Regions from separate parts of the Mus musculus genome. Here region 1 is linked to region 2. The links are chromatin loops, found by intact Hi-C in ENCODE. Cell type or tissue: heart. All regions are shown on one strand.

Evidence for each region. Peaks named below come from ENCODE experiments on the same cell type or tissue, not always from the same donor. Only the 100,000 strongest peaks of a DNase experiment are listed, where the experiment ranks them.
Region 1: a loop joins it to region 2, with 9 times the contacts of the local background. A loop is called at or near these places in 7 of 42 quality-filtered maps.

Annotation. Positions count from the first base shown.
Region 1 is chr7:5,122,589-5,130,588 of GRCm38, forward strand. Rasl2-9 (RAS-like, family 2, locus 9) reads right to left here and starts at 3,362. Exons shown (of 1, transcript NM_009028.2): 1 at 2,354-3,362. The coding sequence starts at 3,341. The coding sequence ends at 2,691. It also overlaps the pseudogene Gm47692. In heart, a CTCF peak has its summit at 3,391; a DNase peak (open chromatin) is centred at 3,363; H3K4me3 peaks cover 832 bases; H3K27ac peaks cover 716 bases.
Region 2 is chr7:5,057,160-5,065,159 of GRCm38, forward strand. Ccdc106 (coiled-coil domain containing 106) reads left to right here. Exons shown (of 5, transcript NM_146178.2): 1 at 1-500; 2 at 640-744; 3 at 833-1,009; 4 at 2,337-2,546; 5 at 3,048-3,626. The coding sequence starts at 470. The coding sequence ends at 3,364. It overlaps U2af2 (U2 small nuclear ribonucleoprotein auxiliary factor (U2AF) 2), which reads left to right and starts at 4,984. Exons shown (of 12, transcript NM_133671.3): 1 at 4,984-5,177. The coding sequence starts at 5,129. In heart, CTCF peaks have their summits at 3,147 and 3,906; DNase peaks (open chromatin) are centred at 3,212, 3,982, 4,412, 5,052 and 2 weaker places; H3K4me3 peaks cover 4,925 bases; H3K27ac peaks cover 3,878 bases; H3K27me3 peaks cover 1,982 bases.

The sequences.
Region 1 (8,000 bases), 65 kb after region 2:
AATCTTTTCCTATTCTGTAGGCTGTCTCTTTGTCCATATTTGAAGTGTCCTTTGCCTTACAGATGCTTTTCAGTTTCATGAGGTCCCATTGTATTGTCAGCCTTAGTGCTTGTGCTATTGATGTTCTGTTAAAGAAGTTGTCTTTTGTGCCGATGTGTGCAAGGCTATCCTCTACTTTCTCTTCTATCAGGTTCAGTATGTCTGGCTTTATGTTGAGGTCTTTGATCCATTTGGACTTAAGCTTTGTGCAGGGTGACAAATATGGATCAATTTGCATTCTTCTACATGCAGACATACAGTTTGACCAGTATCATTTGCTGAAGATGATTTCTATTTTTTTTAGTGTTTTTTTTTAGCTTCTTTATAAATAAAATTAGGTATCCATAGGTGTGTGGACTTATGACTGGGTCTTCAGTTTGATTCCATTGATCACTGTGTTTTTAATGCCAATACCATATAGTTTTTATTACTACAGCTCTGTAGTACAATGTGAAGTCAGGGATAGTGATACTTCCAGCAGTTTTTTTATTGTTCAGGATTATTTTTGATATCCTGGATCTTTTGTTTTTCCATATGATGTTGAGAATTGTCCTTTCAAAGTCTGTAAAGAATTGAGTTGGAATTCTGATGAGGATTGCATTGAATCTGCAGATTGCTTTTGGTAGAAGGGCCATTGTTACTATGTTAATCCTGTTGACCCATGATCATGGGAGATCTCTCCATTTTCTGATATCTTTCCCCTTCCTTCCTTCCTTCCTTCCTTCCTTCCTTCCTTCCTTCCTTCCTTCCTTCCTTCCTTCCTCCCTCCCTCCCTCCCTCCCTCCCCCCCCCCCCCTCTCTCTCTCTTTCTTTCTTTCTTTCTTTCTTTTTTTTTTTTTTTTTTTTTTTTGAGGCAGGGTTTCTCTGTATAGCCCTGGCTGTCCTGGAACTTACTCTAGACCAGGCTGGCCTTGAACTCAGAAATCTGCCTGCCTCTGCCTCCCAAGTGCTGGGATTAAAGGCAAGCACCACCACTGCCTGGCTAATATCTTCTTCAATTTCTTTCTTCCAAGACTCGAAGTTTTTGTCATACAGGTCTTTCCTTGGCTTTGTTAGAGTTACCTCAAGATATTTTACGTTATTTGAGGCTATTGTAAAAGGTGTTGTTTTCCCAATTTCTTTCTCAGTCCATTTGCTACTTGTAGGGGCTGCTGATTTTTAAAAGTTAAGCTTGTATCTAGTTACTTTGTTGAAAGTATTTATCAGCTGTAGGATTTCCCTTGTGGATTTTTTTGTTTGTTTGTTTTTTGTTTTGTTTTCCAAGACAGGGTTTCTCTGTGTAGCCCTGGCTGTCCCGGAATTCACTCTGCAGACCAGGATGGCCTCGAACTCAGAAATCTGCCTGCCTCTGCCTTCCAAGTGCTGGGATTAAAGGCGTGCGCCACCACGCCCGGCTCCCTTGTGGATTTTTTTTTTTTCCAGAGCTGAGGACCGAACCCAGGGCCTTGCGCTTGCTAGGCAAGCGCTCTACCACTGAGCTAAATCCCCAACCCCCTTTGTGGATTTTTTTAAGGTCACTTATGTATACTATTATATAATCTACAAACATCAATACTTTGACTATTTTTTGAAAAATAACTTGTATCCCCTTGATTTCCTTCAGTTGTCTTATTGCTCTAGGTAAAACTTCAAGTATAATAGTCAATAGATATGTAAAGAGTGGACAGCTTGTCTTCCTCCTTATTTTGGTAGAACTGCTTTGAATTTATCTCCCTTTAATTTGATGTTTGCTATCAGATTGCTTTTTTTTTGGGTTTTCAAGACAGGGTTTCTCTGTATAGCCCTGGCTGTCCTGGAACTCACTTTTGTAGACCAGGCAGGCCTTGAGCTCAGAAATTCTCTGGGGGCTGGCGAGATGGCTCAGTGGTTAAGAGCGCGACTGCTCTTCCAAAGGTCCCGAGTTCAAATCCCAGCAACCACAAGGTGGTCACAATCATCTGATGCCCTCTTCTGGAGTATCTGAGGACAGCTACAGTGTACTTACATATAATAAATAAATAAATCTTAAAAAAAAAAGAAATTCGCCTGCCTTTGCCTTTCAAATGCTGGGATTAAAGGCATTTAATTAAAGGCACCACCACTCCCGGCTTATCAGATTGCTTTATATTGCCTTTGCTATGTTTGGTATGTCTTTTGTATCCCTAGGCTCTCAAGGAGTTTTATGATAAAGAGGTGTTGGATTTTGTCAAAGGCCCTTTGTGCATCTAAAGATATGATCATGTTTTTTTTCCCCTTTTAATTTGTTTATGTGATAGATTACATTTGCTGATTTTATTTTTCTCTTTTTTAGAAGATATTTAGAAGATATTTCAAATATGAAATACAACTTTATTCTGATTCTAAATGAAAGAGTGGGAATGACAGTTACAAACAAGATTTCACCACTGACTATTGTGATGCTACGGTAGCAGTCTTATCTTTGAAATCCAGAACAACTCTGTTCCAGGGGGCTAAATACGCAAGTCCAAAAAAATGAAGGTGTATTTTAACTGCCACATTCACTCCGAAGCCCATTCATCTCCTTCAGCATCCCAATGAATTGCACGATCTCCTTTAGCTAAATAAGGTGGCACACACACTGCACCGCTGGCTGGCATCACAGGACAGTTGCCTAAAATAGACTTCTGACGCAGGGCTCCAGCTTCACTTTCTCACAGGTCATCTTCCTCATCTGGGAGAGCAGTCGTCTGAGCAACCTCTAAATCATGCTCGTACTGTGCTGCCAAAGCTGGGTCCATGACTACCTCAGGTGGGGCAAGAGCAGGCATGGCAACGAACTCCAAGTTAGGATCTCCAATGAGCTTTCTGGCAAGCCAGAAGAAAGGCTTTTCAAAGTTGTAGTTACTTCTGGCAGAAATGTCATAGTACTGAAGATTCTTCTTTCGGTGGAAGAGAATAGGTTTTGCCTTCACTTTCATGTCTTTAACATCCACTTTGTTGCCACACAATACAATGGGGATGTTTTCACACACACGCACTAGATCTTTATGCCAGCTAGGCACATTCTTGTAAGTAACTCTTGATGTTACGTCAAACATTATAATGGCACACTGGGCTTGGATGTAGTAGCCATCGCGCAGCCCCCCGAACTTCTCCTGACCGGCTGTGTCCCACACATTGAACTTGATAGGTCCTCTGTTGGTATGGAAGACTAATGTGTGCACCTCCACGCCCAGGGTGGCTACATACTCCTTCTCAAACTCTCCGGTCAAGTGGCGCTTCATGAATGTCGTCTTTCCGGTGCCGCCGTCGCCCACCAGGACGACCTTGAACTGGACCTGCGGCTCTCCCTGGGCGGCCATCGCGGCGATCCTGCCGGAGAGAGCGGCTGCTGCACGTGCGCCCTCTAAAGGCAGCGGCCGGGAAGAGCGCGCGGGAAGGCAGACTCTGTACCAGACTGTGGGGGAAGGGAAGCTGGGCACCGCCCGCCGCTGCGGTGCCCACCCGAAGGACAACCAACCCTCGTGTTGCGCTCTGCCGGGTCCTTCCAGCTACCTTCCAGGACTGATTTTCACTTACTGAACCATCTCTGCATTTCTTGGATGAAGCCTACTGAATTGTACCGAATCAAGGATTCATGACAGGGACACAGAGGAAGGCAGCTTGGCTCAGTGAACTGCCTGCCATCCTGAACAGATCTGTTAGATCTGAACTTTTCTGACAAAACTCCTTTTGCCTAAGCAACGGGCTGCACAATTTGTTTTTAGAGACAAAGGAAAAAAAAAAGGCGATCTTATGTCAAATATAAAAGAAATATAGAGCCGGGTGTGGTGGCGCACACTTTTAATTCTAGCACTCAGGAGGCAGAGGCAGGCGGATTTCTGAGTTCGAAGCCAGCCTGGTCTACAAAGTGAGTTCCAGGACAGCCAGGGCTATACAGAGAACCCTGTTTCGAAAAACCAAAAAAAAAAAAAAAAAAAAAAAGTATATATATATATATATATATATATATATATATATATATATATATGTGTGTGAAGGAATGGAAGAATTAAATGAGAGTCAGAGATTGAACTCTTGTAGAAAGCCAAGCTTGATATCATAGGTAGTAGGAAATTTTTTTTTTTTTTCAGTTACTGAAGCACTTTAATTTCTTTACACAATGACGTGTTGCTGGGGCCTAATGTTCTCACTGAACAGTAGAAAACCAAAATTTGTCATTTCTTAAAGAATTGAGTACAACAAAACCTTACATAAATTAAAGAATGAATACATTTACAGGTGTCGATGCAAACGTTCCCAACTCAAGGCAACTAACAACCGATGGTGGTCAGGAGGGAAGAAACCAGAACGGAAACTGGGTCCTAAGGCTCGGACTTTCCCACCCTGTTAGACTGGCAAGAAGGAGTGGTAACTGGTTCAGGAGCCCTTGCCAGCCTCGGGAAATCCTGGAAGTCTGCTGTTGGTTAATACCCTGCACAGATCACTCCGTGGTGCTCACAGAGATCCACCAGGCTGGGCCTTTCTCTTCCACTGCGTGTTCTCCCCAGCCCCAAGTGACCGAGCCACATGAACTAAGGACTGAATCAAGATATGCACAGGGTGTTAAACATATACCAAGGGAGCAGTTAACTTGAATACAAGGTCAAAAATCAGCAAGTTCTATGATCCAGTGCTGATATCAGATACACGCTTCAAGGACAAATTTCTTTTCAAAGGCTTATTCCAGTTTCATGAGGCTAGCATGAGGTGTGTACATTTGCCAGGGCAAATCGATACTTCAATACCAGCTCATGCAGCAGATGCCTGGCACCTGCTCAGTCCATCTAGAAGCATTTGCAGTGGACGATGGGCCCGACTCATCATACTCCTGCTTGCTGATCCACATCTGCTGGAAGGTGGACAGTGAGGTAGGATGGAGCCGCAGGTCCAGACTGAGTACTTGCGCTCAGGGGGAGCAATGATCTTAATCTTCATTGTGCTGGGTGCTAGGGCTGTGATCTCCTTCTACATCCTGTCAGCAATGCCTGGGTACATGGTGGTACCACCAGACAGCAGTGTATTGGCATACAGGTCTTTGCAGATATCCACATCACACTTCATGATGGAGTTGAAGGTGGTCTCGTAGATGCCACAGGATTCCATGCCCAGGAAGGAATGCTGGAAGAGTGCCTCCGGACACCAGAACCGCTCATTGCCAATGGTGATCACCTGCCCATCGGGCAGCTAGTAACTCTTCTCCAAGGAGGAAGATGATGCAGCAGTAGCCTTTTCTTGCTCAAAATCCAGGGCAACATAGCACAGCTTCTCCTTGTCACAATTTCCCTCTCAGCAGTGGTGGTAAAGCTGTAGCCCCGTTCAGTCAGGAATTCATGAGGTACTCTGTCAGGTCCTGGCCAACCAGGTCCAGACACAAGATGGCGTGAGGAAGGGTGTAGCTGTCATAGATGGCCACTGTGTGTGTGACCCCGTCACCAGAGTCCATGACAATGCCAGTGGTGCGCCCAGATACATACAAGGAGAGCACCTCCTACGCCCACTCCGGTGAAGTCTGCTTGACAGGCCAAGAGGCCTGGAAACACTCACGAGGCAATGAGTTTCAAGGAAACTATGCCTCCTGGAACCTTGGCATTCCCATAGCCCGTATACTCAAACCCTTTTCCCGTGTTAGTTTGGTGTATGGATCCACGTGCTCTCTTTCAGTATTGTTTTATTATAAGTGCCTTTAAGATTTGATTGCTTGACATAGCTAAGCCTTCGCCAGTGTTGCAATGTCCTAGAAAATCCTCGACGCCGAGGAGCTTGGAATTTAGTGGGAATTCAGTGAGAAGGTTACCTATTCAGTAACATTCAAATTTACTTCTAGTAGAGAAGCGTGTGTGTGGCCCCTGAGGAGCACCCAGTGCTTCCGAACGGAGCTAGAATAGCTCAGGGCTAGTCTGCAGAGTGATTATTTAGGACAGTAGCCTTAGGACACAATGGCCTAGCAAATAGGTGGGGTAACCATGAAAGAGTTAGGGAATCCCCCTGGGACAGGTTTCTTCACTAGGCCCAAAGGAACAGCATAATCAGGCATTTACTAAGAACCCCTGGTGGTGGGTTTAACAATAGACTAGCATTACACCTGGCTCCTTTCTAAGTGGTAAATGAGGCCTGGTCCCCCGCCATCTTTTGATGTATGCATTCCTTTTGTTTTGTGTCACTGTAACTTAGCGGATGTGTTCGCCTGGTTTCTTGTTATTCTGTATAAAAAGTTTGATGCTGGATTTGATAAATTACACTCAGATTCAACACGTTCTCTTGTCACGTCTGTTTGTCACTCGCCCACTCTATGCCCATCTGTCTGAGACTCTGATTCCGCAGACCGAAGAGGGCCCACAGAGCCCCAGTCCGTGGCAAGCACCACCTGAATGGTGATGTACAAGGCTGGGGTATTGAAGGGTTCAAACATTATCTGCGTCATCTTCTCTCTGTTAGCTTTGGGGTTCAGGGGGGCCTCGGTCAGAAGCACCGGGTGCTCCTCAGGGGCCACACGCAGCTCATTGTAGAAGGTGTGGTGCCAGATCTTCTCCATGTCGTCCCAGTTGGTGACAATGCCATGCTCGACAGGGTACTTCAGGGTCAGGATACCCCTCTTGCTCTGGGCCTCATCACCCACGTAGGAGTCTTTCTGGCCAATGCCCACCAAGACACCCTGGTGTCGGGGGAGCCCTATGATGGAAGGGAACATGGCCCTGAGGGCGTTGTCATTGACGTGCCGGAGCCATTGTCAATGACTAGTGCGGCTATTGCGATTGATTGGCGATGGAGCAGCGGCAAGAAGCGCAGTGTAAGCCTGCAGCGGAGTGTGAGCAGGAAATAATTTTTGATCTATTCATCTTGTGCCAAACTGAAAGAGAATCAAATCCAAATAGAGTAATCCTGTAACCGCAAGGCTTTTCAACACCAATCTTAAGGAAGAAGATATTGAGTTTAAAGAAAATTGATTTATTATCATTTAATTTTTAGCTCTCATAAAACTGGTATTTGTTTGTTTTTTCCTTTTTCAATATTTTTATGTAATCAAGGAAGACTTCAGTAGTAAATGTGTTTTAAAAAGTTGTGTAATCAATGAATAAAATTTCTGAGGAAATGATTTTATGTTTAAATAACATGTGAAGGAGACATTGCTGTCAGAGTAGGAAAAGTTGTGTCGAGAGGAGCTTCCTCTATGTCTCCCCTCTCACGAAGTGAATGGCATCCTGTATCTGACCTTCCCTTTGCCCCTCTTGCATTCACCCTTCTATAGACCCTGCCCTTAGCCAAGGCTGGTCCCAGCATTTCTCTGGATTTAAGTTTGTCTGGATAAAGGTTTATCCATCTTGTTGATTTTCTTAAAGAACCACCTCTTTGTTTCATTGATTACCTGTACTATTTTCTATGTTTCTATTTTACTGACTTTACCTCTGTATTTTATTATTTCTGGCTTCTGGTTCCCCTTGCTTGTGTGTGTGTTTCTTTTTGTTCAAAATCTAGAGCTTTCAGATGTGCTGTTATGTTGCTAGTATGAGATCTCTCCAATGTCTTTATGAAGGCACTCAATGCTATGAACTTTCCCTTTCATGGTGTTCCATAATTTTGGGTATGTTGTGTATTCATTTTCATTGAATTCTAGGAAGTCTTTAATTTCTTTCTTTTTGACTTGACCCTGTAGTTGTTCAGTAGAGAGTTGTTCAGATTCCATGAGTTTGTGGGCTTTCTGTTGCTTCTGCTGCTGAAATCCAGTTTTAATCCACAGTGGTCTGAGAGGATGCAGGGGGTTATTTCACGTTTCTTGTATGTATTCAGACTCACTTGTGTCCCAAATACGTGGTCAGGTTTTTGAGAATGTTTCATGAGTTGCTGAGTAGAAGGTATATTTCTTTGTGCTTGGGTGAGTTTTTTTTGTAGATATATCTGTTAGGTTTCTTTGGTTTATGATGTCGGTTAGCTCCACATTCCCTGTTACATTGTGTCTAGATTATCTGTCCATTGGTAAGAGT
Region 2 (8,000 bases):
CTCCCACTTCGGGGAGGGGCTTTACTCGCCCACGCGAGTGCGGGAGGAATGGGCGGCTGGGACAGGGGAACGCTTGCAGGATGGACCCCCTACCCCAAGAATGGAAGTTAGGGGTGGTTGTTTCTCCATTTATGGCATTGGGTTCGGAGATGGGCCATGATGAAGGGCTTTCTCATTCAGGCCAGGTCTCCCTGTGGTGTTGACCCCACGAGGAACCAAAGAATTTAAGGGCCGAGCCCCTTCACAACCAAGATTCCTCTCGCTGAGCCCCCTCGCTCTGGGTACATACTTTGGAAGCCTCTGACTCTGTCCAGAAGTATGGGTCCTTTCCTCCCTCAGACTGGTGATCCTTCCTTACTCCGGAGGGACAGGTATTCCACCTCTCCAGGGACTGCCGACTTTTGGTGACCTGCTTCTGTCCAGTGCCCCCAAGGGCTCAGTTGCTGGGTCTGCAGGAAGCCTCCTCGATATGAATGACAGAAACAACCGTTGGCGGACAAGTGAGGCACCTGGGGACCCTTTCTTTTCCCATCCTTGGTCTGACATTCTGGTTCCCTCTGTCCATGGGACAGCAATGGTTGGGGGTGGTCTATAAGGTTCAGGCCACTTCTGGGGTGACCTCTGCTGACCTCTCTGCAGTGAAGGACGAAGAGACCTTTGAGATCTCCATTCCCTTTGAAGAGGCACCCCACTTAGACTCACAAATCTTATACCGTCTGAGTCCGTCTCGGAGAAATGTTGAGGGTGAGCTGAGAAAGGGCATTGGAGGGACTGGAGTCAGGTGGGGTACTGCCTCACCCTGGGGCATGACCTCCGTCCCTGCTGTTCTTAGAGCCTCCAGAGGGCGCCTCCCCAACCCTGGCCCTGATGAGCAGTGTTAAGGCCCAGCTGCACATGGCACTGGAGAGGAACTCGTGGTTGCAGAAGCGCATTGAGGACCTGGAGGAGGAGAGGGACTTCTTGCGGTGTCAGCTGGACAAATTCATTTCCTCTGCCCGGATGGATGCAGGTGGGGGCACACAGTCCCCCAGGACCCGCAGAATTCAACACCCAATGTTGGTTGGACCTGATGGGGACTTGGCATCTTATCCTTCCACTAAGGCCCATGCCTATTTTAGGGCCTTCCCCAGCCATTTCCTTCTTGATTTCAAAGACTTCTCTCATTTCCTATCTTGTGATGAGACTGCCCTGTAACTCATCAGCCTCAAGCACTTGGCATAACTGTCTCCCAGAGTCTATATTTCCAGCCCAGGTTCCTCATCTTAGGGGAAATGTCCCTTTGTCAGTAGACCCATTGCAGTCTACTGGATTCCTCAGAGGGGCCCTGCCAGCACCCCAGGATTTCTGAATGATGCAGTCATCATCCATTAGAGGTACCCTGAAATACCAATCAGGGTTCTGTCTTCCCTCTACCCTGCTCTACATTATCATGCCTCATGTTTCTTATTCTTCAAAGGCTGTGGGGGTCCCAGTACCTCTGTCTCCTAAGCTTCACCTTAGGGTCCTGAGCGGATCCCACTCCCTTGTCTTGCTCTAATCTACAACTAGTAACAGCATGGTGGTGTCACCTCTTCTGACAGGCAGGGCCCTATCTCATTAACCTGTGTTGACTGCCATTCCCAGCACATTCCCCACTCAAGGCTGCCCTTTCCCAGAGCTTTAGCCCTGGTTTCTTGGAGTACTTAGCCTTTATTCAGGCCATAACCCTAACCTCTGTATCCAGCTGAGCTGCTGGCAGGCTTTCTCATTGCTAACCATGGCAAAAGCTCTAGTAAAGGGACCTAGCACTGGGATGGGGACATGCATACCCTCTCTTCCTATACTGAGAGCTCTATCCAGGGTGACTCCTATCTTTCCCTGGTATGACTGGGCAGAGTCTTGGTTTCAGTTCTCAGGAGTTCATCCTTCAGAAGATGCTGAGTCTGAGTTGGCTCCCTATCTAGGGGAAGGTAGTTAGCATTTCCCAGTACCCAAACTGAACCCTGACTTCTGTAGGAGTCTGATATCCAATCCTCCTACCCAGAGGCACTGTCTGCCTCTCGGATTTTGACTCTTCACTCTGGAGCTCCCCAGGATACATTTCCCCCACAGAAACTCTGCATAGTCACAGATTCTCATGAATTCCCTGGACCTGTTTCAGTCAAGTTCAGAGCCTAGAAAAATGCTCACACTATTCCCCGAATCCCAGCTGGCTCTATGGCATTCAGTGTAGCTAATGTCTCTACTTGGGGACTTCACCCTGCCCTCATTCCGAGGACTTGGCCTCCATGTCCATCTTTCCCCCCTCAGGGCAATTATAGGACATTGTGTCACAGTTCACTTTTGTCTCTCTTTAGAGGACTACTGCCGGATGAAGCCTGGACCTCGGAGGGTTGATGGGGACAGCAGGGCTGGGGTTGGAGAAGCCTCAGACCCCGAGTCGGCAGCCTCCTCCTTCAGCGGGGTTTCCGAAGACGGAAGTGCCAGTGAAAGGAAGAGGCAGAAGCAGAAGGGAAGTACTAGCCGGAAGCGATTTGGGAAGACCAAGGCTCGAGAGAGGCAGCGGGGTGAGTGGGGAGTGGGTACATGTGATGGGTGTGTTGAGGGGTTGTGTACCCAGAATCGCAGTGTGAGCTCTACAGTGATGCCCTAACTCTCCATATACAAAACAATCAGACTCAACTTCATCTCACAGCCCTTTTCGGTCCTGAGTTAATTTTAAATTTCGTTTTACACCAACCAGCAGATTTAGTCCTGTGTCATCAGAAAGGAGGTCTCTGGGCCCATCTCCTTTCTTCTGGTGTCCAGGCCTGCCTTCAATTTCCCTGGTCTACTTCTTGCTCAGGTCTTAACTGTTTTCCATCTTGTTATCCTTTCTCTTCCTGTATGGGGCTCCTCATGTGTCCCCACTTCCATGATTTCTTGCTTGCTTGTTTTCAAATCTGTGTGCCTTTCACCCCTTTTCCTCTTTATGCCTGCCTTCCTGTTTCTACCTGGGTTCCCCCATGTCTCCTTCCCTCATGAGTGTCTTTTCCAGTCCTCCTCTTTCTGTCCTCTTGGTCCTGCAGTGAAGGATGCTGATGGGGTCCTCTGCCGCTACAAGAAGATCCTGGGCACCTTCCAGAAGCTGAAGAGCATGTCCAGAGCCTTCGAGCACCACCGTGTGGACAGGAACACCGTGGCGCTGACCACGCCCATCGCAGAGCTACTCATTGTGGCTCCCGAAAAGCTGGCTGAGGTGGGAGAGTTCGATCCATCCAAGGAGCGCCTGCTAGAGTATTCCCGCCGCTGCTTCCTGGCACTGGACGACGAGACTCTCAAGAAGGTGCAGGCTCTCAAGAAGAGCAAGCTGCTCCTGCCCATCACCTACCGCTTCAAGCGGTGATGCCGCCGCCCCGCACGCCTCCCCCCCAGCAGATTGCTGGCTAGGTCGGCCTTCCCGGGGCACCGCCAGGGCTAGAAGCTGCCCTTCCTGAGCACTGGGCCCTGCTTCTCGGCCGCACACGCTAGGCACCCCGTCTCCATTTCACCCCGCAGGGGCTGCCAGCTAGGCCTCCTTAGCCAGGAGTAGCCCATCTGCATCCCATGCAAAGACAGAGTATTATTCTGAGAGTTTAAATTAAAGAGACATGAAAATTTTCAATAAACTGGGCCCCAGGTCTTACTAGGAAGGGAATATGCTGGGAAGGGGTGGCCGTCGCCACGGAGACTGGGACAGGAGCGCTCAGCCAGAAGCCTCTAGAGAGGTTGGGGAGGGTAGGGTGTAATTAGCCCCAGGAGGCAGAGGTGGGAAGCGGAGCAGTAGGAGAAACTGAGGTAAGACGACTTTAAGAAGGCAGCGCCTGGGGCATTGATTCAATGAACGTTTAGCTGAGCCAGCCCGGAGGAGGTACCGGGGCGCTGGGTAGACTCTTTTCCGCCTGCCCGCCAGGGGTCAGGAGATCTCTCGGAGGTGTCACATTCGGCGCTTGCGCAGCAGGAGCAGGGGCGGACAATTTAACGCGATTGCCTTGGCAACCGGGAGAGAGCAGTCAGGTTTAACCGTCTTGAAGTTAGTGCCTTGGGGGCTGAGGTTGGCGGTGGGGGAAGGGGTGTGTGGGAGGAGATCGGGCGCACGCGCAATGTGGATTTAGAATGGCGGATCCTCCGGAGCGCTGAGAAAAACGTGCCCTAGACCGCTACGCAGGCGCAGAAACCCCTCTCCAATCACCGTGCGCAGGCGTCCCAAGCTGAGCTAACAACCTCCGCAGCGGCCTCGAACACCCTTTGTCGCACTGGCTGCTACTGTCCCACACACTTTCTCTGGCCTTCCGCGAGGTCAGTTTTTTCAGTTTTCTCCTAGAGAGCTAGGGACCGAAAGCTGAGACCCCGCCCCCTCCCCCGTAGCTATCTGGCCCACCTCCCATCAGTCCTCCCTCCCTTTTCGGGTCTTTAAGCCGAAAGGAGCCGAAGCAAGAGCGGAAAGAGCCGAACTTCCCTCCTGGGCGTGAGACCTTCCCGAAGCAGTGGCGGAAGGGACCGATATTCTCCGGAAGGGGCGGAGTGACCCTGTGGCGCCTCCGGAAAGAGCCGAAGACTAGAATCGGGCTTAATCTCTAGAGGGGCGGTGAGCGAGCGCTGGAAACCTTCGGAAAGAGCCGAAGGCCCGGACGGTTAGGATTGTTGGAAGTGACTGACCGCTTGGACAGGGTCGGCGAGGGGTGGGACGGATTTCCAGAGGAGGCCAGAGACAGACGGTTTGAGTTGTAGGAAAATCCGTGTCTTTAGAGGGGGCTGGTGTCGGGGAACGCGAAGACTCGCGGAATCCTCCGAACGTTGAAACGCTAGTTTCCGAAAAGTTACCGAAACTCGGGCAGCCGGCATAATCCTCGCTTCGGGTGATTTTGACGGCGACCGCCGCCTTCCGACTGCTCCGTCCGAGAACAGCCGACAGGCTTCGGAGCCGAGCTCGGGGAAGTTCCGGGGGGGGGCGGGTCGGGCGGGACGAGGGGGTGGAGCCTGGGAGGGGCGGGGCTTGGGGCTTGATTAGGTAGGCGACGGAGTGCCGGCGGGGGCCGGAAGTAGCCGAAGCCAGCGGCGGAAGTAGCCGGAGCGGGCGGGCGGCAAGGCGAGGCGAGAGCTGCACAGGGCCCTACGCGGCCGCCTAAGCATGTCGGACTTCGACGAGTTCGAGCGGCAGCTCAACGAGAATAAACAAGGTGAGGGCGCCGGGGTTGTGGGGTGGCTTCTTGCTTCGCCCTGTGCCCCCCCGCCATTTCCCTCTCTTGTTCGCTTCCCTAGGGCCGCACGCTACCCCCCCACCCCCCCGTCCGTGCCGCGCGCGCCGAGCTCACGTGACCTCCTCTCGGCGCTGAGGGAAGGGGTGGCGGGCGAGGCTCAGGGCGCGTGCGCGCCGCAATAGCCCGCGCCCACGTGGTCTCGGCGGAGGCGGCGCGTTTTGTTAAGTAGATGCCTTGAGAGCGCGCGGGATTCCGTAATGTGAAGCTTTTCTGTTGTCGTTTTAAATTTTTGTCTTTTACTTGAGAAAGATGAATTTTGGTCTCTAAATTCTGTCATTTTCTTTTGCTGCCTTGGCACTTCCGCTTCCGGTCGTGCGTACTTTTCTTTTCTCCACGCCCCCTTTGTTTCCAAAATGGCGGTGGTGAATCAGCCCCCCCCCCTCCTTTCCTTTTCCTTCACGTGGACTGGCAGTGCAATCTCCCGCTGCTTGTAGGTTTCGAGCCTGTTCATATTTTTTTGATTTCTCCAGAACTCTCCTACCTCGATGTTTCTGTCTCCGTCTCCGTCTCCGGCTTTGCGGTGTCTTAGATAAAAATGTGTCCTACACTTGTTTGCCCGCCAAAGAGGGAAGTCTGCGTTCTTTGTGCTCCTGTTGAGCATAAATCATGTATGCCTTGGGGCTTTTTTTGGCGGCAGACAATATCTGTTTTCCATATCCCTAACAATCCCTAAACTTATCGGTTTTAGGCAAAGCCCAGGTCCTGTATCATTCCAAACTCGGGTACCTAAAGCCAGTTACACTATAGGGATTGTAAAATATTCAACAGAATGGGGAAGAGGGAGCTGGCCCATTAACAGGTTAGTGGAGGCAGGTGCTCCCAAGGTAAGATCTTGTACTATGAATTTGGATCAGAAAGGCAAGCAGGCTATGTTGGTGCTGGCGGATTTAGGGATACCGAGGAAAACGTTGATTTACAAGACATTCTCTACAACCTCTTCTTTTTTGAGACCGAAGAGTTTAAATTTCTTGAGGGTTGAGACTTAAGCTGTCTTGTGTTGGGGCACTGGATGAGACCTTGAGAATTATTTGAAATGAAGCTGGAATTGAGGAGAGAGTAGCTAAAACAGTACACGTGGAAAAGTAATTATTCTGAGTGTCCTTGGTGAGCTTTTCTGCTTTGAGTAGTGTATTGCTTTAGAGTATAGGGCTTAGGGATTGAACATACCTGAGTTCAAATACCTTCATTACTCTTTATCTGACAGTCTAATCTGTTACCTGTATGCTGATCATCGATGCTTTGTTTACTGGGTTTTTGAAATTAGTGGTACATACTGACTATAGTTGTAATTAAACTCCTTCCTTGTCAAGGCAAGGAAATTTGTTAAACTCTTAAAATCTGCTTTTTTCTGAGAAGGTTTCAGGTTTCTGTGTAGCCCGAGCTGTCCTTGAACTCACAGAGATCCTCTTGCCTCTGCCTTCTGCTTGAGGTGTGAGCCACCACCACCAGGCTCTAAACAGTTCTAAGTGAATTACTTGTAACAGTCTTCTGAGGACAAAATAGTTTTCTGTTTATTGAGCAGGAAACTGAGGCTCATTTAGTTTTTATTTTTATTTTCTCTTAAGAGAAAATGCTCCAAGCATTAGTTGGAAAGCTGGAGCTGAGTTGAAATGGAGCAGTGTGTATATATAGCATGTGGCTTGGGTTATGCTAGGTGCCTAACTAGCTATAATTGGTATTGTGAAGATAGGTGGATTTTGGCTCAAATAGACTGGTGTTGTTATAGAAGGGTGGGTAAAGTGGATGGCAAATTTTACTCCCTCATGAGACCTGGGTAGTGTAGATTTGACTTTCATTCAAGGAAGGGGAAAATGGATGTTAAAGCTAAGTTCCTGCTTTTGTGTAGATCTCTGACTGCAAAGCCAGTTCCTTGTAGTTCTCGAGTGTCCCTGCTGATGTTGGCAACAGGGCCTGAGACCTGGCCTAGAAGGGCCAGTTGTTGGAGTTGTGTACATAAGACAACTACATTATAGCGTTTTGAGCAAGTGAAGTTTCCTTTTCTTAACTGTCCAGCATCATTATGTGGGAGAAGGTTCTTGTCTTGCTGGAAGAAAGCTTGACCACTTTGTCACCTTGCTTGCCTATGGGTATTTGTCTCTGACCCAGCCTCACTCTATCTCAACTTTAGCCCCCTTCTCAGTTCCTTAAGTCTACTGGGAGTTTGTGTCCTAGGCCCTTGGTATTGTCACTTCATCTCTGGGGTTCTTTGTTTTTGAGACTTAGCAGCAGGGAAGACATTTGGGATTTGTAAGTGGCCCCTCTTCGTGGTGTGGAGCCAGAGCTGCCTGGTTCTGTGCTTGTCTCAATATTCCACAGTTCTTGCCTCTGTCTAGCTCTTGATTGTTTTATTTTATTCTTTGCATGTATGCATGCAAATTCTTTTCTGTTAGTAGTTGAACCCAGACTCTGTACTGAATGTTTTTTGCTTGGTATTCATTCCAGAATACAGCCTGGTACCTAACTTACTTGCATTACAATTTCAGTCTGGGCTTCACTGCTTTTTTTTCTTTCCCCGAGACAGGGTTTCTCTATGTAGCCCTGGCTGTCCTGGAACTCACTTTGTAGACCAGGCTGGCCTCGAACTCAGAAATCGGCCTGCCTCTGCCTCCCAAGTGCGCCACCACGCTGGGCTTTTTTTTTTTTTTTTTGCTTTTTTAGTATTAGTAAAGGAGTTAAAGATTTCAAATTTTCCTACTTACTGCAACAGAAAAATACATAATATAAATGTGAGGTGAGTTTAAA